Regions from separate parts of the Mus musculus genome. Here regions 1, 2, 4 and 5 are each linked to region 3. A link is a loop called in an ENCODE intact Hi-C map of the cell type or tissue named here. Cell type or tissue: heart. All regions are shown on one strand. Region 1 holds the start of Pacrg (PARK2 co-regulated). Region 2 overlaps Pacrg (PARK2 co-regulated). Region 3 overlaps Prkn (parkin RBR E3 ubiquitin protein ligase). Region 4 overlaps 4930452A19Rik (RIKEN cDNA 4930452A19 gene). Region 5 holds the start of 6530411M01Rik (RIKEN cDNA 6530411M01 gene).

Evidence for each region. Peaks named below come from ENCODE experiments on the same cell type or tissue, not always from the same donor. Only the 100,000 strongest peaks of a DNase experiment are listed, where the experiment ranks them.
Region 1: a loop joins it to region 3, with 2.0 times the contacts of the local background. A loop is called at or near these places in 2 of 42 quality-filtered maps.
Region 2: a loop joins it to region 3, with 2.5 times the contacts of the local background. A loop is called at or near these places in 4 of 42 quality-filtered maps.
Region 4: it touches region 3 in a loop (2.7-fold over the local background); 4 of 42 quality-filtered maps call a loop at or near these places.
Region 5: a loop joins it to region 3, with 5 times the contacts of the local background. A loop is called at or near these places in 5 of 42 quality-filtered maps.

What each region holds. Positions count from the first base shown.
Region 1 is chr17:10,839,303-10,843,302 of GRCm38, reverse strand. It overlaps Pacrg (PARK2 co-regulated), which reads left to right and starts at 3,112. Exons shown (of 5, transcript NM_027032.2): 1 at 3,112-3,542. The coding sequence starts at 3,435. Prkn (parkin RBR E3 ubiquitin protein ligase) reads right to left here and starts at 2,944. Exons shown (of 12, transcript NM_016694.4): 1 at 2,814-2,944. The coding sequence starts at 2,820. In heart, a CTCF peak has its summit at 2,211; DNase peaks (open chromatin) are centred at 2,242 and 3,022; H3K4me3 peaks cover 1,855 bases; H3K27ac peaks cover 1,366 bases.
Region 2 is chr17:10,517,716-10,521,715 of GRCm38, reverse strand. The region is part of intron 4 of Pacrg (PARK2 co-regulated); the gene reads left to right. All of the region lies in intron 2 of Gm16168 (a long non-coding RNA gene), which reads right to left. It overlaps Gm52294 (a long non-coding RNA gene), which reads left to right. Exons shown (of 2, transcript XR_003952283.1): 2 at 1-4,000. Among named protein-coding and RNA genes, the nearest start is that of Gm16168, 27 kb to the right of the region's middle. In heart, a CTCF peak has its summit at 1,575; no DNase peak of the experiment used is centred here; H3K27ac peaks cover 570 bases.
Region 3 is chr17:11,065,332-11,069,331 of GRCm38, reverse strand. It overlaps Prkn (parkin RBR E3 ubiquitin protein ligase), which reads right to left. Exons shown (of 12, transcript NM_016694.4): 2 at 2,040-2,203. Among named protein-coding and RNA genes, the nearest start is that of Gm41526, 67 kb to the left of the region's middle. In heart, CTCF peaks have their summits at 960 and 1,602 (motif pointing right); a DNase peak (open chromatin) is centred at 1,501; H3K4me3 peaks cover 1,092 bases; H3K27me3 peaks cover 305 bases.
Region 4 is chr17:9,754,524-9,758,523 of GRCm38, reverse strand. The region is part of intron 3 of 4930452A19Rik (RIKEN cDNA 4930452A19 gene); the gene reads left to right. Among named protein-coding and RNA genes, the nearest start is that of 4930452A19Rik, 19 kb to the left of the region's middle. In heart, CTCF peaks have their summits at 2,160 (motif pointing left) and 3,464 (motif pointing left); a DNase peak (open chromatin) is centred at 1,643; H3K27ac peaks cover 764 bases.
Region 5 is chr17:9,166,659-9,170,658 of GRCm38, reverse strand. It overlaps 6530411M01Rik (RIKEN cDNA 6530411M01 gene), which reads left to right and starts at 2,637. Exons shown (of 3, transcript NR_027881.1): 1 at 2,637-3,372. Gm52287 (a long non-coding RNA gene) reads right to left here. Exons shown (of 2, transcript XR_003952250.1): 2 at 784-4,000. In heart, CTCF peaks have their summits at 1,141 (motif pointing left), 2,027 (motif pointing left) and 3,288; no DNase peak of the experiment used is centred here; H3K4me3 peaks cover 1,631 bases; H3K27ac peaks cover 1,119 bases.

The DNA of each region.
Region 1 (4,000 bases), 230 kb after region 3:
ACTGAAAATGTATTTAAAAGGCAGGGTACTTTCCTAACCAATAAATCTGATAAAATTGAAGAATAGGCAGGAATTAATGTGATTTTTTAAATATGCAAACAGTTAAATTCTCGAAGTGATTTTAAACAAGATATAGGAAATAATATTTTAATCAATTAAAAAAAAACAATACTTTTGAATGGAGCCCAAGGTCTTCTGCACCTTAGAATACTTCACTGAGCTACAGTTCTATTTTAAATATCTTCTGTAACATGGGGTTTTAATTTAAGAACTTTCTTTTTCAATTGTATGGGTACTCGTGTGCTTTAATAGCTGATATTATCAAATGCCTAAATGTATAGTACATTTAGAACAATTCTCAATTGTCACTACTAAAAATCAATTTTAAACACAAAGAAGTGCTCATTTTTTTTAAATTTAAAAAAAGTTTTAAAATAGGTGCTCAAAATTATGTTTTTCTCAGTTAAATTTTCTTATTATGAATCCCTTCTCCATGCCTCACAAAGGCAGACTTTTCATTAACTTCAATAAAATTATGGTTTAACTCTCTCTAGGTCAAGGCATTTAGCATGTCAATCATAATCCAAATGGGAGATGTAAGTACTTTTGAAGCCATCTCCATGACAAGAAGGAAACCCTCTACTTTGAAACAACAAAAGGAAAATTATTTTATGGGCAATAAAGTATTAGTCTCCTTTCCTCTTATTTGGCCAGGAAGCCAATCCAGAGGATTCTTCTCAGAGCAAGGACTTCACTGACAGAGTGCAGTATTTCCTTCACTAGGAGAGTACTGCAGGGGGAGAGAGCTCAAGTACAGAAGGCCTCAGCTCTCAGTAGTGCTATGCAGAGGAAGACACTGCTCAGTCCCTGGAGCTATTTGTGTGTCCTTTGCTCTGTAGCAGATCTCTGTGCAGTTCCTGTCGGCCCTTGTTTCCTGTTCAAGGATTAGTCATAAAAATGCAGAACTATTCCTCCCAAAGCTTCCTCCGGATTGGGTTCCCTCTCACCTGCTTTAGGTGCTGTCACCACACCCAAGCCTCCAACCTGGCAATTCAGAACTTCATGAAAATGCGGCCACCAATAATATTAGGCAATACAACTAGTTAAACAAAACAATGTAACATTGTTTGTGTAGGGTTTTTGTTTTTGAATGGAAGTTCCTTTTCATGGGGCAGGGGACAAGGATACAATCATTTGTGTTAAAACGCACACTTATTCACCCTGTAAAAAGAGTAGCCAAAGAAAGAAGAGTTTTAAATCTGTCTTCTATTTCCCTGGTTTTTATTACTAATTAATTTAATTGTAACATTCAAATGGCACAGTTCTTATTAAGAGGGCTCCAGGTAAATCTAAATAAAGCTGGCTAAATTGTGTTCCATCCTAAAGTTATTAATATAATAATTTATGAGACTTTAAAAATAGTTTTAAGTTTTAGGTCTTAATTTCCTATATTTATATAGCCTTAGGGGACATTTGCTTATCAAAATCATCCATGAACTAGTTTAAGTTGAAAGAAACTAAACGTGTGTAATTGTTTTCAAAATATGAGGTATTTCTCTCTTGTAAAATCTGTATTTTTTTTCCTAATCTGTCCCACTTGGTTCGCACTAATCAGTTCAGATTTGGGTTTACAAACGACTCTTAAGTAAATGTCACTTAAAAGCTTAGTGCCATTCATAAAAATGTATACTTTTTTTCTTAATTTAACAAGTTTCCAATTCATTCATCCAAAATACACACTGCCCTATGGAGGGAAGAAGCAGCTAGACACCATGAGCGTGCACCTCTGCTTCCAGGAGCATCTTAGCTGCCTAGCATGACTCTCAAGAGGAAGAGAGGAGGGCTGCACACTTGTAACATTACTTTTATGAGTTAAAACAGACTCGGCTACTTTCACCGTGTAACGCATTTACTTCATAAATGCACCTCTCATCCATCTTCTAGACACATCTCAAATAGACCGACTTCAGATGTGCTTAGTGCGATACCTGTCAGGCATATATCACAAACAAGTTCACTACATCTTCAGAACATCACTTGGATGGGGGCGGCGAGTCTACAGTAACGAAACCTCCAAACGGGAATGTGCGCTAAATTATGCATTTATTTCTACTTATCCCGGAGGAGAACCCAAAACGTGGCTTCACATATAACATCTCTGTCAGGGAGGTCCTTTCCAATCTGCCTACTTCACACTGCTTAGAACAACCCTAGTGGCCACTTCCAAAGCTGCACTGGTCAAACTGCACCCAGTCACAAACTGTAGTGGGGGAAAAAGCCATCTTTGCAGTTATCTACTCGGCTAGTCTTTCGTCTCAGATCTCCGAGGACACATTTAAAAAGACAGAACTGAGGTGCGATCTCCACGAGGCAGATGCTTTCCTGAGATTTTCTTTAAGTCCTAGGGTGTGTGAACTCGCCCTGAAGTGAAGGACAGCTTGACCGAAACAGACCTGGGCTGGTCACCCCGTGGAGCGGCAGGGCGAGCCCCGCCGTCGGGGGTCGCAGTGGAGCACGCGGGTGTCCGTGGGGATACAGTCTTCAGCGAGCTAACCTTGGCTAAGGCAGGTTGGAAACTCATACCTAATGCTCTAGCACACACCGGACCAGGCTATGGGCGGGGGGGGGGGGGGGGGCGGGCCGAGGAAGCCCACAGAGCGGACGGAGCGCGGCACGCACGCCTCCGCCGTGACACTGACAGGTGGCTCGGGTCGGCCCCCGAGGATCCCACTCGGACCCGTGGGGTGTGACGTGGTGCCACACACGGACGCGGGGCGGCGCGGAGAGATTGTACCTGGCAGGCACCCACGTACCTATCATGGTCACCGGGCGGGTGGTGGCTGCGGGTCGAGAAGGACCTACGCGGGCACTGGCGCCCGCCCGAGCCTCCCACCAGCGTTTCTGTCAGGTTTAGTCATCCAGGCCTCCTCCCCCTTCCCCTCGCGAGCCAGGCGGGCGCAGTGCGCACGCGCAACCACCCGCCCCTAGCGCGAAGCCTGCTGGGAGGCGTAGTTTTAACCCGTAAGATTCGCCTCCGGCAGCTGCAACTGTCTTCGCTGGTAACCTTTTCCGGAAACGCTCGTCACGGAGGGGCGGGACTAGCGTCTCCTAATGTTGACTAATCGCTTAGCAACCGGGAGGCTTACACCTTTGGAAGCTCTTAGAGACTCTAGCCTCGGATCCCAGCCCTCTTCCCGCCCCTCTCCTCCCCTAAACTCCCTCCACCTTGGTGCTGCCAAACATCTGGATCTCCCTGGGCAGCACGAGGGGTTGAATTTCTACCACTAGAGCCTTTTAGAGTGTTTTCCCGACCCCCTGCTCACTTCTGTAAAAGCCACTGGTTTTTCTTCCACACCTCTGATAAGAACAAGACGTTTTCTAGGAAGAATGTGGTAGAAAAAGAGACCCTGACCTTAAACAAATGCCCAGACAAGATGCCGAAGAGGACTAAACTGCTGCCACAACAGACGTTCCAGGTGCACCAGCCTCGTTCCCTGGTTTCTGAGGGCTTCACAGTCAAAGCCATGATGAAAAACTCAGTCGTAAGTGATCTTCCTCGATTGAACGCACTTGCTCCGAATCAGGGGACATGTGGTTGTAGAGGATGACAAGCCCTGGGTCCTGGTACTGTTTACCAGAACTGGCAATGACTCGGTCAGTAGCAGACTCTGCCCGACAGTGTGCAGAGATGTAGGCTAGGTGGTTAAAGAACCTTTGGGGCAGGCGATGTACTGAGTTAGCGTATAAGCACCTTCTTGAGCAAGTGTGCTTTCTCCACTACCCCAAATTACACTTAAGCTGTTTCACTGGTAAGGGGGAAAAAAATCCTTATCTTTATTGTAAACTTAGTCCACTCAGTACAAGACCTTCTGGAGTGAATGCTCTTAGAAGTCATAGGCTTTCAAAATTTAACACGAACCAGTATGAGACACATAAACTCATCAGTAATATATACTAATTTATCTCATCTGGGACATTTTAGAATGCCTTAGCATTTACT
Region 2 (4,000 bases), 550 kb after region 3:
ATGCTAAGAGAGTCCCTGCAGGTAGTTATGTGTGAACAGAGAGACCCAGCTGCGGGCTGTCGAGGTGCAGGGCTGATTCAAAACGCCAAGCTGCTTAAAAGTGTAGCACTGGCTCCAGACACAGAGCTGGATCCCAGAAGGATGGCTGTTCAGTGGGCTGCATGAAGCTGTGGTGACACACTGAGTTAGCTCAGGGACAGAGGCAGGAGTCCATCACCTGTCAATCTCGTGATGCAGATGGCAGATGGTCTAACAGCAGTGGTCCCACAATGGGCAGTAGGTACCTCCAGACCTTGTTGGTGATGCAAAGGAGGCTTGCAGCATCCTCTGGTCCGCTGTATTCAGGGAACCACACAACCTGGTTTTCCTGATGCGGTTTTGATACACCCATGCATCCACGAGCTCCTGATTGAATTTGGAAAGTTGATAGGTGGTAATACTTTGTTATCCATCATAGTTCATGCTGGGCAGAATGTTGTTCCCTTGCACAAACATGAGGCACTATGTCATTATTTCTACTCAAACAGGAGCAAACTGCTACTTTATTTAACTGAGCCGTTCTGGACCAGGGACCTCTGAGAACCCTCACAACTGCTGTTCTGAGCCTTATGGAGCACTTTACACACAGTCCAACCTGCCCACCACAGCACCTCAGTTTTACCATCTCTTAAAAAGGTTAACAACAATAGCTACCCAGTAAATCCTGAGGTCCATGTCAGTGGGTGGCACTGGGAGGACGCTGGAGCATTGCAGGCACAAACCCATCCTTACCAGGCCACTTGGGTCAAGTCTCCAACTAGCTACAGCCTCCCCTCACAGACGTGTCCCTCTGGGTGGCCAGCGCTCCTCAGAGCACTCCTGTCCTTCACTGCCTCTCCATTTCTCTGTCTCGCCCCACTTCCTGTCTGTTTCCCACCAGCTGGACCTCAAGGTCAACTCAATACCACCTTCTCGAGGAGTTGCTTCAGGCTCCAGTCAGCCTCCTCTCACCCCACAAAAAGGATTTTAAAAATCGGAACTCACTCTCTCTGTGTGTTTCTACTAGCACTCAGGATACAGTTCCAATCTGTACTCCTAACATCACACTGTCCTTTCTCCTCTGTGTAGGTGACCTTGATAATTGTGCCAGGGGTTCCCCACCTCACCCCTCTCTAGTTTAGTGACTGGCATGGAGCAGGCAGTAAACATATTGGCTACATTTATATTTCTCATAATGAATTTAATGAAAATCATGACCAAAGAAAATATTTATTACCCATGATTTTTATTATATCAGTATCAGTTTAGTATTCATTCTGCCCCAGAAGTTTAAAAAACCTATTTCAGATCTTCTCTTTAAAATAATGATTTTTGAAAGTAAATTTCTTAAGATTGAAATTTATCAAACTGTTTTGTTCTTTCAAATTTCTATTTCCCAAGGAAATAAAAGTCATGAGAACTGAAAAATGCTCACTGTCCTTTAACGACAGCACCAGTGTGGTAACTACTTTGGACTTGTATTTGTAAGGAGAGAGACAGCGCCTTTATCTGGGAGCCGTGTTTGCTGGAGCTGGCGCCCCCCATCTTCCTCCAGAACAAATGTTTGTTGTACCGCTTTTTGCTTTTTGTTTTGTTTTTGTTTTTGTTTTAATTCCTTGCTCTTTAGACTATTGCTTGAAATCTTACGTTTTTTTAATGTGTTGCCAGGTAGAAAAGCGATAACAAATTCCGTCGCATAGAGTGGCCTGCCCTCCTCCCTCCCTCTGCCATCCTAGTCAACAGACTTTTGTTCCAGGACTGAAAAAGACAGCCTCCCACTAAACAAATAAGCTCTCCAGAGGGTGTGTTGTTCTCAGGTTTTCCTGTGAATTTACCACGAGTCTCTGCTGTGGTATGGAATGTCACAGGAGGGTTTTTTTTCCTCCCTCAAGAAAAAAATAAAATGTGCAAAAAGGCTGGTTTTCTTTTCCAGCCGTGATTCCTCTGCCTCTATTCAAGCCAGCACCAGCGTTTGTGGATGTCGGAAGGAAAAGGCTCATTTGAAAACGCACATCTACACTCCAAGCCTGCCCACTCGCACTGTTCTGTGGTGAAGGAGAATTTCCACTGAGCTTGTTCTCCACCTGAACTCAGATATTACCAAAGCTGTATTTTCACAGCAGAGTATAAAATAAAAGCAATGTGTAAGAAATTCCTAGGCCTGTTCTCCAATGCTCCTAATAAATGCTTAGAAAGCCACATTTATACTTTGAAGCCCTTGGCATCTGCCCTGAATGTGTCCTGAAGCCCACCGTCTTTCTTCTTTAATTTCAGTTTATTTGGTTTAATGATAGTTACTGAACATAAATGCCAAATTACGATGGCACTTTCCAGCTGTGTGTGGAACTTTATATTTTAAGTACCAATTTGTGAAGAAAGAACACTTCCAGCTCAGTTCTCATCAGCATTAGAGGTTTCAGCAATTACCAATTATTTTTCTAAATTACCTATTTTAATTAAGTAAAATATTATGAATTTAAGATTATGAAGTGTTCAAGCATTATTTCATCTTTAGCTAATTACCAAGAAAAAGGAAACATATTTGGGGACCTTGTGTGGCTATTTGTGGAGCGAAGTGCTTTCTCTGTGGCTTCGGGGCCTTTGTTTAAGAGAAGCAGTAAAATCCCTTCCTTAGGTCTGTTACCTATGTGGTCCCTGCAGAGGACAGCCTGAGCTCAATGTTGGTTCTAGTATGATGTAATATGGTTTATATATAGATGCTTGGGATGGTAATGGTAATGGCCACTTGGCCATTGGAATTTATCCCAGCTCCTCAGGGGCATTCTCAGAGGGCTAGTGTCATTGGCCCACTCCCTGAAGTAGACCCATGCCCAGACATTAGAAAAAAAGCTAGTTGCACCTGCAGACATGACCACATCAGGGTTCACCTTTGACATCGCCATCCCTAACTTGATGGTGGGTGAGCATCCTACTCCTCCTTGCAGGACCCCATATAGAAACAAGGAAAGCCGAAGAAGCCTGCTCCAAAGTTTCATCTGCAGGAAGGTGTCCAGCACCATTGGCAACTGGCACCAACAACATGACTTTGAAAAACAATGGCTTCATGCAGACTGACAGCCCAACAATGTTATTTCCAGGCAGAAGTCACAACTGTCTTCCGCCAGTGTGTCCCTTGGCATTCCTCCCCTTGAATGTGGCCCATTTGTGCTTAGGTCCGTGTAAGGCAGAGGTCAAGCAGGACTCCTGCTGGGCTGTGGCAGTGAGTGCCAGTATCCTCAGCCTCGTGAAATAATCATGCAGTCTTGATGAGGTTGTTAGAGGATGATAAAGGGAAATGGAGACAGTTTGTGACATTTATGGACACATTTCTACTTAGAATAACTTGTGTGTCTGCTTAGATGCTGGCTAGAAACTCCCGCTGTGAGGAACGGCCGCCTGGCTTTTTACTCTTCAGATTGAGGTTTAGCTTTTAAGCCAAAAGTGTCATCAAGAATCCCTATGCCTGTGACCACCAGGGCAGGTGTGGCTGCCAGGCCTGGGTCTGCAGCTGAAAGATGCCCAGGGCTGATAAGGAGCTGGTTGGGGTGGGGGGTGGGGAGAGGTAGAGAAAAAGACCCTTTTATTGGTTTTGTTTCATTCATCCACGTGATTCTGGAAATCCACTTGGAAAATTGTCCTGATGGGTATTTTAACTGAAACGCTACTTTTAGAGTTGTTTTCCAATCTATTCAGCAAGCAATTTTAGGTAATATGTTTTAAAATACAAAAGAAATGAATTTTGCCATTGTTTCCAACATAATCATAAGAACTCTTGGAGTTTCTAAAGTGGGAGTCTTCTACATCGTTTAGATCTGTGGCACTTGACAATTCGAAGCATCCAAAATGATATAGGCAAACTGGATGGATGGCCCAATTACATGCAATGGAAGTCAATAAAGATAAACGCAAGCCACTGTCTTGAATGGTAATAATCCCGTAAATAAAAGATAAGAAAGAAAACCAATTAGACTTCAGCATGGTG
Region 3 (4,000 bases):
CCCAGGTTCCAACAGTTTGTTAAATATCTCCTTACATATCCATTCTTCATAAACTCTCAGCACCCCTGGACATTCAGCTCCCTTCCCATGGCTTTCTATGGCACCCCTTTGCTGTCTATGAATGAAATCGAAGGACCAAGTCTGTCAAGATTTTGTCAAATGCCCCAGGAAACTCCATCTTTTCCTGTCTTCAGTATTGCTTCTGCTTCCGGAAGAACAGCACCTGGCTTGCCTCCCAAGCCCGTGGTGTGTGTTTCCTTTTCATCTGAAGAATCCATATCTGGATCCACTCGGGAGCTCTTTCCTGGTGCCTTCCCATTAGATATACAGCCTCACTTTTGAAACATCACGATACTCATCTTTAATGGGTTATACAGTAATAATTACACACAGCCTGTGCATATTATATGCGTTCGGCTGGACCACGTGGCTTTGTTAGTGATTTTAGCATATGTAGTGCTCTCAGACAGTCTGAGCTAGTGTTGCTTTAGTTCAGAGGCCTAAGCGGGTAAGAAGCAGACTCCCTGAACGAACTCCCTCTAACCAAGCCACTGAAAAGCTCTGAACACTGGGAATTCTAAACGTGCGAATCAAGGTAAGACAGTTGAACCAATACATTAACTGTTATAAAATCTATCTGTCCCTCACGCCAGTTAGTCTTACTGAACAAAAAACAGCCAACTGCTACACGTACCCTCCTTTGTACAGGTGAGGGGATTTAAAATCTAATGGCTCTCATAATAAAGTCTATCTGGATTCAAGAAACAGTTTTAAAACCATTTATTTGTGAAGGAAACAATCTTAGGTTTAGAAGTTGGCAGGAACTGCAAAAGCTTTTTAGTTGACTGAAATTAAAAAAAAAAAAAAATCCAAACACTTCTTAGCACAGGCACTTCCCTTATGAAACAAATTGCCTGAAAGCAAAGCACAGCACTTTGTGCACAATGGGTGTGAGTCCTCCTGCCACCAAAGGGGGCAGGCGGGGGGGGGGGGGGAGATAGCAGAATCATTTGCATTTCTATAGTTTCTTTGTATACCCACATTCCAAAAGCATTTCACAAAGCAGCAAATACGTCAGCGCACTGCCTGGCCTGGGCAGTCAGAAGCTCCGAGTACAGCACAGGTCCCCACCCTGCTGTGAACCAGGGTGCAATACCACCCTACACAGAGTGGAGGGGACGCGCTTTTCCCTGCTTCTAATCACTTGAGTAAATGTGGTTCATATTTGCCGGACTTCCCTCCAAAACACTCACTGTTCTCTCATTCTAGGCAAAGGGCCCGTGCATCAATTGCTATCCAGTTCCTTGGATGCCTACAAAACTCATCTCTCCAAATGTACAAGATGCCATAAAGAAGCGGTTTCCACAGCACAGCAGGGGCCAGATACCCAGGAAGTAATAGGCAGGAAAGCAGATCCCCACAGTTTAGTTAGTTCTGTTTCAGGGGCGTCGGCCAGGGGTAACTCCGTCTACGCCCCCGAGATACAAAGATGGACTTTTGCTGTGTGAATTTGATGCTTCCTGTCCTTGGCTCAGAGCCCTCTGCAAATGGGGGCCCTGGGCCAGTGTCTGCTGTAGTCCAGGCAGCAGCTATGAGTGTCCTCCAGGGGTCACAGTTGGGTTGTAAATCCCTCACTAGGCATGGCCTGAGCAGCCTTCTTGGGAACGATTTATTTGAATCCTTCTTCATTACGATTCAAATAGAATAAGGAAGGTAAAAATTGAACAGACCCAGAAATTGTGCCTTCCTGCTCCCTCAGTCAGTAAACATTTATTCACTAAACTGAGCGCGCGCGCCCCTGGCTTCTCTCTCCCGGTCTTGGCTCACCCACACTTGTTCCTCCAGTCCTTCCTGCATACTGTTTTAATGCATAATTAAGAAGGTCAGAATTAATGAAGCCGTGCGGAGTAAAGTTCAAGGAATCCCCAGGTACTATTTATTCTATTAGATCTCAGGCGTGAATGTCAGATTGGCAGCATTAGCTGCAGGGTCTTTGGCCCTGGCTACATCCCAGGGACCACCCACCCAGGGAGACTCACTTGAACCGTCAGGTGATTCGGAAGCTCCTTCCCGGCAAAAATCACACGCAGCTGGTCAGCTGGAACCCCCTGTCGCTTAGCAACCACTTCCTTGAGCTGCAAGATGCTGGTGTCAGAATCGACCTCCACTGGGAAGCCATAGCTGGAGTTGAACCTGACAAACACTAGACAAGACCAGGGGCAGAGAGAGAAGAAAGAATATTACTCCAAACCCTTAATGGCCAGTGAAATGTCTCTGAAGCAGCTTGCCCCTCACCTGCCCTCCAGTGCATGGCATATATTTTCTTCCATTTATCACAGAGCATAAATTTATAGTATAGAGCAGTAGTTAGAAAAAAGACAAAACAAAACAAAACAACAACAACAAAAAAAAAAACAAACAAAACCAAAAACAGTTTCCCCTAGGTGTTTTTCCCTAGGTGTTTTCCTGCTCAGACCCTGGTCAGTGACCTGCAGACTACGGCAGTTTTGTGCCTTTCACAGCCCTCCTGGAACAGAGGGAGTAAAGCGGAGAACTTGCTTGATTGGAATCTCAAGATTCCCATGAGTGTATAGACTATTCTGCTCCAAAAGACTGAACAAATGCTCACTCCCTCCGCAGAGTCCTTTGCATAAAACTCAAAGGCAGCATGTGGATGCCCCAGAAAGAAATGGTGGAAATGGAAGCCACTGTGTAGACAGCTGAAGAGAGCTTGGGGCCTATGAAAGAACTCTGGGCAAGGTTTTGAATCTAGGTTCTGTGAAGAGTTCTGGACTCTGTGAAATGGTTGTAGGTTCTTGATAAGGCCTCCATACTCTGTGTAAGGATTTTGCACCCTGTGTTCTTAGCTCACAGGTGACAGTGGATTTCGAGCGAGATCTTGAAGTGACATCACCTCTGCTGTTGTGATCACTCTCTTCATTAGAATCTGGCTAGAGTCCATGATATCTCCCAGACTGTCTTCTCATTCCCCTTGTCACACCATCTCTAGCATTTCTCACATCTGCCTGCTGTTTACAACCACCCACTCTTTTAACACCACTCCAGGTGAGGCTCTTAGATACTTGCTAGTCTCCTGAGCCAGGTGGGGTGGTGCATGTCTTAACTCTCAACACTCAAAAGCAGCAGCTGGATTTCTGTGAATTCTAGGCCAGGGTGCTCCACATAGCAAGTTCTAGAATGGTCTAGACTGCACATAGCAAGTCCCTGTCTTAAACAGAAAAATAAAACAAACAAACAATATTTTCTAAATTCTTGCATTTATCTTCTCAATTAATCTACTTTTAGTTTTGTAGTATATTGTTTCTTTTCAATTTAAAGATTTCTTCAAAATAACATATAGTGTTAAATAATGGTTTGAGACCAAGATAGGAACTTTCCAGTCAACTTTAGGACAGGGGCCTCAATTCTCATTCATATTCTCTCTCTCTCTCTCTCCCTCATGCTTTATAATAATTATAGTGCCACTGATGGCCAGACACTTACATATGCTGCAAGTAAGGTCTTTTCTGAGCCCTCAGTAATCTAGGCAGCTCAGTGTGCTGCTATCCAGTAGAGCTGCACATGACGCCCAGAGAACTACAGTCACTTTCTTGTACCTTCTTTGTAATGAAATTGGAATTCATATATAGCTCATCCCATTTCTAGAAAAGCTGCCTAAGACCTCAGAGGAAAGAACATAGTTCTTTGCTTGTGATAGAAAGGATGGATAACAGCAGTGAAAAGTCCAGTTCCTAACATGATGTGCTATTCCCTCTACAGGAGAAAACTGGATAGGATAGGATAGGATAGGATAGGATAGGATAGGATAGGATAGGGGAGGGGAGGAGAGGAGAGGAGAGGAGAGGAGAGGAGAGGAGAGGAGAGGAGAGGAGAGGAGAGGAGAGGAGAGGAGAGAAGAGGAAAGAGAAGGGAAAAAGTGATTCCAGGGAAGGAGCCCAGTTCTGAGAATGGGGGACAATGGTTTTGAAACAGTGAAATA
Region 4 (4,000 bases), 1.3 Mb after region 3:
AATAGGGTGAGGGTATGGGAAGGGGCAGTTTGGGGTGGGTAAGCATGGGACCTCTTGGTTCAGAGCCTGGCTCCACTGTTTTTACTGGACCATTGAATGAATGGTCCACAGCCAATACCCACCCATCTGTGCCTTCATCTTCGGGACTGGCCTAGGTAAAGCTGTAAGCCTCCCTTACTCCATGTAGACCATTCTTACTGGAAATGAGGCCAGGACACAAGTCTATACCTCTGACCTTTCATTTGGGCACATTAATGCTTCACAATTTTGACAAAGGGAAGTTAACTTGGGTTTGGAAAGTTAGGAAAAGGTGTTGCTGCCATGCAGATCCCTTGCTCAATGAGGGCCAGTGAATCCTTTGCCCACTGAGTGCCAGCTCTCTCTCTCTCTCTCTCTCTCTCTCTCTCTCTCTGAGTGTGTGCATGCGTTTGTGCGTGTGCGATAATGGCTGATGCAACTGTTGGAAACCAGAGGCTTAGCTCATGGGTGCTTCCATGGTTGGGTCAGGGTATGCTTTATTTGTAGAAGGCTGACTAAATCTTGACCCCAGCTATCTTGGCAAGCTGCAAGTGGCCATGTGAGAGATGAGCTTCAGGCTCAAGCCCAGCTCCTGGAAGACAGGTGTCTACAGAGAAGGATGGTACTACCCTCAGAGACTCCTGTAAGGAAAGCAGGCCTTTAATGATGTGGGGGAGCTGAACCCACGGAAGGGGTATCTAGGGAGATAGATGGTATGAACCAAAAGTAAGGAAACTGGCTGTGAGCTATTGGGTAGGAAACACACACACACACACACACACACACACACACACACACGAAAAGAACTGTGGGAAGCCTGTGCTCTCAGGGGACAGATGCTGTCCCTAGGGTCCTTCAGCTCAGGGACCACACTGATCACAGGTTCCTTTTCTTTGCCTGTCCTGGCCATTGGTTTTCCTGGCCAAACCTGCCATATTTTCTCCCAGGACACATGCATGGTGTGCCATTTTGAAGGAGAATCAACAAAAACAGAAGTCAGGTTGGAAGGCATCCATGCTGTCTGGGTGTCAGAAGAGGGGGTGTTAACATCGTCTCTTAATTTGCCATCACATCATATACCCCTACCTTAAAATGAAGAACAAGAATAGTACTTTTTCCTCTTCTTCAGAGACCCCTCCCTGGTACTGGCATAAACTCACATGTGCAGAGACCAGTCAGGCTTGCCCCCTGTATCCCCCTCTCTGGACCCCCATGTGTACTGTGTGTCTACCAGGCTGCTCACAGGTGGCCTTAGGGGCCGTTGCTTTTCAAATGGTGAAACAAATTTGGTGGGTTTTGGTTGTCATTGATTGGCTTTGACACACTGCTGAGGTTGGGCACCAAGGACCCCTGGTACTTTAAGTCACTTTTATCGCTCAAATATGGAGCTTTGACAGCTGAAACGCCTTATGAGAATAGCATTTAAATGTGCAATGCGCCATAAATACGCAGAGTGCGACAGCCAGGAAGCTGTGCTAATCGCGGCTTTGATGTCCCACGAACTACTGTAGCTGGCAGTCCTCGTGCTTCTGCAGGCCTCTTTGGACTTAGCAGATACCGCTCAGTGGATCCAGTTTTCCACTCCTCCCCTCACGAGGACAGCTGTCATCCCTGACTCAAAGGAAAAATCCTTTCTGGGCCCTTGCTTGGCCACAGCCTTTCCTGGCCATACTCCTAGGAGCCTCTCGCTTCCTCCCTGCCCGGGAGTGGCAGAGGGTGAGGCTGGCTAGACCCAGCCAGACTTTCCCAAAGTTCTGTGTCATTTACCACCTTGTCCTACAGCAACATGCTATTTTTAATTTCTGGCGACTGCTACTCTTGATTGGCTGGGACAAGAAATGGAAGTTCAGCTTGACTTGAGTAACAGGGAAAACGGTCCGTCCCCGACAGAACATGCAGCAGGAAAGCTGAAGGTTCGCTATAGAAGCATGGGTAGACCACCCTAGCTTCCGCTGTACTTAAAAGCTGCCAGTAAGAAGCCTGAATGCTTACATTTGATAAGAGCCTTGATCTTTGGATTCCATGGTCACTACAGAGTGCAAGGAAACCACAAAGGGTGTCTGCTGTCTGTAATTTATTAGGTTTCAGAGCATCCCAGGAACTACAGACTCAATCCCTCAGCTCTTGGGTCCAGGAGCGCCCTCTTGTGGGAGAAAGCACTTTTGCCTGGAATTTCTATTTGTCTTTTTTTTTTTTTTTTTCCTCCAGTTTTTAATTTTTGAGAGTTTCCTACATGCATATACTATGCTTTGGTAACTTTTCCCCCAGTTCCTCCCCTTCATCTCTTCCTCTCCCCTCACTTTCTCTCCCTATTTAATGCTTCTTGTTTGTATACTTACTGAGTCCACCAAGTGCTGTCTGTATGGGCATGGGTATAGGACCATCCAACTAGGGCATTCTTTATTATTTTTGTTTTGTTTTAAACTTGTTCTTACTTCTGGAAGAACAATATTAGTTCATAGTTTTGGAGAGTAGAGGAGCTGGAGAAATGGGTGGGTTTACTATGCTAACCAATACCATCAGTACTTGTCTGTCTTAGGGCTTCATTGTTATGTGAAGAGACACTATGATCAAGGACAGCGTTGTGGCTGGCTTACAGGTTTAGAAGTTCAGCCCATTATCAGGAAGGCAAAAAGCATGGCAGTGTCCAGGCAGACATGGTGGTGGAGAAGGAGCTGCGAGTTCTGGCATCTTGATTGGAAGGTAGTCAGGAGAAGATTGGCTTCCACGTGGTGTCATTGCCCACCCCCACAGTGACAGACACACTTCCTCCAACAAGGCCACACCCACTCCAACAAGGCCACACCTCTTAATAGCTCCACTACCGGGGGCAAACATATTCAAACCATCACACTATTCCTTTGTATGTGTGTATCACATATGAATGCATGGTGTATGGGTATGTGTATGTATTATCACACATACAGAGGCCACAGGAGGATGTTGGTGGTAGTGTTCCATCACTCAACACCTTACTCTTCTGACACAGAGACCTTTGCTCAACCTGGAGCTAGGATGGTAGCCCGCAAGCCCCAGCAATCCTCTAGTTTCTGTTCCCATACCTCTGGAGTTGCAGGATCATATATATGCCTTTAAAATGGACATGGGGGACCTGAATTCAGGTTATCTATCATCCTTGTTCAGCAGGTGTCTTAGCCACTGAGCCATTTACTGCTCTCTCCCTGTCTTAGGGTTTCTATTGCTGTGAAGAGACACCATGACCAAGGCAATTCTTATAAAGGACAACATTTAATTGGGTCTGGCTTACAGTTCAGGGGTTTAGTCCATTATCATCACGGCAGGAAACATGGCAGCATCCAGGCAGACATGGTGTTGGAAAAAGAGCTGTGAGTTCTATACCCGGATGGGCAGGCAGCAGGAAGTAGAAGTGACACTAGACCTGGCTTGAGCATTTTAGACCTCAAAGCCTGCCCCCTAGTGACACACTTCTTCCAACAAGGACACACCTCCTAATAGCCACTCCCTATGGATTTATGGGCACCATTTTTACTTAAACTATCACACTCTTTATTCTTTTTTTGATGTAAGTTTTTCACAAGCAACCCAGAAGTGAGCCTTTCTTCTGAAAAGGATTCTGATGTTAATGGTTCTTTTACACCTATCTCAAACGAACATTTTATTTCTTTATCCATCTGCTTCACAGAGGAACAACTATACAGGTTGTGCTGCTTTTATTTAATCTATACACTTCGAGGAAATTGGGCTTTAATTTTTATGCTCTGAGGTTGCCTACCCCACCAGAATCAAAAGACCCAGCACTTCCATGGCCTCAAACATCCTCGTGCTCTGCTGTTATCACGGGTGGATGCTCAATGTGCAGTCTGTCATCTTCATGTCTGAAAGCACACAGTGCTGTGCTGCTGACTACAGACATGTCACCGATCGATCATCAGTTCTCAGAACTTGTTCACCTTCACGCCCACTGTCTGCTCCTGGCCCCAGTCCCCAGCAACTAGTTCCC
Region 5 (4,000 bases), 1.9 Mb after region 3:
CTGGAAACCACGTCTTTTGACGAGGAATTGTGTGTGGGTTAGAGTCAGACTGCGTGATGCAATGTTTCCCCAGCGGGAGCTGCAGACAGTGGTGCTATGTATATTGTGTGCAAATGTATATGAACCTTGGAAAGAAAGCAAGCCCGTGATGCTCCCTGAATGGAAAGGGAGACTTGGAGGCTGATGGGGAGGTGAGCTGAGAGCAATGAAATCAGGAGGCTGGAAGAAGAGTTTAAGCAGCCCTTGTTAGATACCACCCATGCTCACTGTGCCTTGCCTAAGTCAGTCTAGATGGCTGTCACTCAGGGTGCACTGAATAGTGTTAAAACAGGAAGCCCCTTTCCTCAGGGCCCACAGCTTGTAATTTATTGGGAAGAACCTCTTTCTCACTGATAATGTCTCTGTAAATAGACACAGGAAATTTCCTATAAAAAGTCAGCCAGTCTCAATCACATTCCTCATCTATTGCCTCCCACTTCATTGCTTAATACAGGCGTAGGGAGGGCTGTCTCAACTACTCGGTTACAGCCAGGCATAGGCACACTTTTAAAATAGTCTATATGTCAAGTCAAGGGAGTGAATGACAGAGGAAACCTGGTCCATGTGTGCATTGGCGCAGAGCTGTGCATCTGGCTTTAAACCCCTTGCTTTGCACTAGGATCTGTTTGTCCATTAAAGGGGGATGACGAGGCACACACACCCAGCATATTCCACAGCAGACCACACTGGTGAAATGCGTTCAACATCTATTTAGGACAAACTGCGCCTTCTTCCACCGGATGGTAGCGTCCAAGCAAATCTTATTTCAATTTCATGCAATTCATTAATGCCACAGCAAAAGGCCATTAAGTATTTCCAGGACTCTTTAGACTGTTATACTTGGTTGAAGATTAATCTAAATATGGAATCTAAATTTAAACACGCAGAAGCATGCCTATCTCGTCTTTCTCGGGCGTCAATTTCCACGATTCCATTGACAATACTGCGTTTTTAAAAATATCTGCTCTTTTTTGGTGTGTTTTCTGATGCAAGCTCTTCAGAAAGCAGGAAAAAAAATAATAACGTAGGATCAAAGAGTCTTAAAAACCGGTAATAGAAATTCCATAGTGACTCTGCAGCACCATCTAGTGTCTCGGGAGGTTATGACACTCTTTCTGGCAAGGCAGATCTTCATTGATGCTCCCGGAATGCTGATGAGAAAAATCCCACCACCCCTTTCCATCTCGTCAATTAAACCCTAATTTAATTAAACCTGTACAAGGCCAACTGCCATCAATTTGTTAAATCCTATAATTTCCCAAACTCCTCTACTTTGAAAAATCATTAAACCATTAAAATACAGCTGGGAAGACCTGGAGAATCTCTGACTGCGGTTTTAAGGACAAAGTGAAATTTGGCTCTGGGCACTATCTCTAATCATATTATGTTAGAGGGTATTTCAAAATAGTTCTGGGGGTAAATTTTTATTAAATATGGGGAGATTGTGAATGGTCAACCAAGCAAGAGTTGTTTGTTTGTTTGTTTGTTGTTAGACAGGGTCTCATTTTGTACCTGGCTGACCCAGAACTCATTATGCAAACCAGGCTGGCCTTGAGCTCACAGACATCTTCCTGTCTCTGTTTCCCAGATGATGAAATTAAAGGCTTATGCTTCCTCATGCTAGGAACTAGTTGCAAAAAAAACACTTTCAACCAACATATTGTGTTTTGGTTGTGGGGTAATATAGACTAAGAAGCTCAAAGACGGGGGAAACACACATACCCCCTATTTTGTTCTGTGATTTCCCCCACGCCTTTAAACTTTATTTTTCTTTTTTATGTAAGCAGGATGTCCCATTCAGAGAATGGTGACCTCTGAATTAATGTCATAGATTTGTAGTAAAAGGGATAGATGCTAGTCATGTATGATTATAAATCAAAGATGTTGTTCTGGGGTCAGTGACACAGAGGGCACATAGGACCACTCTGATGAGGGAACGGAGTTTCACTGTGGTGGGAGCCCAGAGCTCTGCTGCCATCTGCTGGTCCAGCATGCATGACACATGTGATCCATCTTTCCTTAGAACTAGTCTCATTTTAGGTCACAGCTCACCTTGGGCATACACGAACCTGTCAGCCCTCTCTTTGTATTCTGATTCATCTTAGCTGCAGGCATCCCACAAACTGGCAGACACGCAGAGAAACATTGAGAGCACAGGTGGAGGGCGGGACGGACCTAGTGCCCTATTTAAACTGATGGATACATTTAAATGAAATATACACGAGTTAGGGAAGGATGTACCGAGCGAACCCGTGGTAAATTTCAGATCATTATTTGATGCCGCTACTTCGCCGTTTGTCTTCTTTGCCCTCGCGCGGTAAACCAATGTGCCCTTTGCAGTTTGACATGAATATGGTTTATTTTAGCTAAAAATCCAAGCCGGCCCTAGTCACTCTCGCTGTGAGCATTTTCAGGCTCTCCTTGCAATCCCAAGAGTACAGAAAATAAATTTGACACAATGTTTCTTTTGTCTTCCCCCACCCCCCACGCCTCTGGCCAATTGATTCGGAGCTCTGTTTCTGTCTTGCCACTGCTGCCTCCAGGTCGAGCTGAGATTTCCGTAGCTTGTTAAGCTAATTTGGGTGCTGAGCAAGGACAAGTCCAGAAAGCAGATTCACAAAGCAGAGACTCACAGAAGCGGGGCTGTTGTGCTATGCTGTTTAGAAGCTGGCAAACGTGCCCTGGATCCTCCTCAAAACATCCGGCTGAGACAATGCAGTTTCGGGCTCACAGCATTGTTCCTGGAGAGACCTGAAGATCCCTGGAGGCTCCGGAAGCCATGCAAGGAGCGACCCCAGGGGAGCTGTGGTTCCCAGGCCTCAGAGGTGAAAGACAGTGGCTTGCAAATGCAGCGCCTCAGAGGTGAAAGAGACAGTGGCTTGCAAATGCAGCAACAGCATCCCATGAGTGCAGGGGAGCGCTCTGGGTGGAGCAGAACAGTAAAGTTCATAAATTCAGCACGTCAGAGCAGCCTGTCTCCCCTATTTACTCTGCAAGTCCGTGACATCGCGAGCGCTCGCTACTTTACTTTGTCTTAATGCTGGCGCGTTAACCTCTGAACGGTGACTTTCCAGCCACTAGCCTGGAGGCTGTAAGGTGCTTCTGTGCCTATTTTTAGCCTCTTTTCCGCGAAGAAAAGAGAAAATAATAATGTCTCGTTCCGGGGATCCTTCTCAAGCATGCACAGGATCCAGGAGGCAACAGTAACATCCCTAAGGAGCCAGTCTCAGAAGCAGGTGTGGGGCGCCCTCTCTCTGTTATCAGAGAGGGTGCCGGAAAGCAGCTGGGCCACAGCGGGGCACTGGGCAGGATCGCTACGAGGAATTCAATAAGGTTGGCTGCAGAGTTTCAGAGAGCAAAGTGGGGGAGGGGAACTCTGAGTGTGCTGTGCCTGTTCCCTTTGGGCTCCTCTGCCCACTGTGCTGTCTCAGAGGGACAAAATCAAGCACAAAAGAGCCCTAGAAATGTGTCATGTGGGCCACACCCCCAAACCCCCGACCCCGTTCATTTCTGAACAGAATTATCAGAGCAGATGACCTTTTTCTAAAATGGTGCTTCTGAAATGAGTCTATCCTTTGTTTTGTTATCAGAATCATACGATGTGAAATTAGAGAAATGTGTGAACGCAAAAGGATTCTAGATGAAACCCACCCAGAGCAGTATTTTCTGTATTTTGCATTTTTCACGTAAACTCCTTGATTATGTACATATACATGTATGAGGAATGTTGATGCATGGGCTGTGTCTATATTTTTTCATAAAGCATCTCACATATTACCTTTAAATGGCTGCCATTTCTTATGGAGTAGTGTGCATGTGTGAATGTGTATGTGTAGATAATATTTAGATATAAGGATAATAAGTTTATCTATATTTTAATATTGGTCTATATTCATATTTTTCTGGGCTCCGTTCTCAGCAGTAGAAATGATAGCACCTGTATTAATACCATAATGGTTAA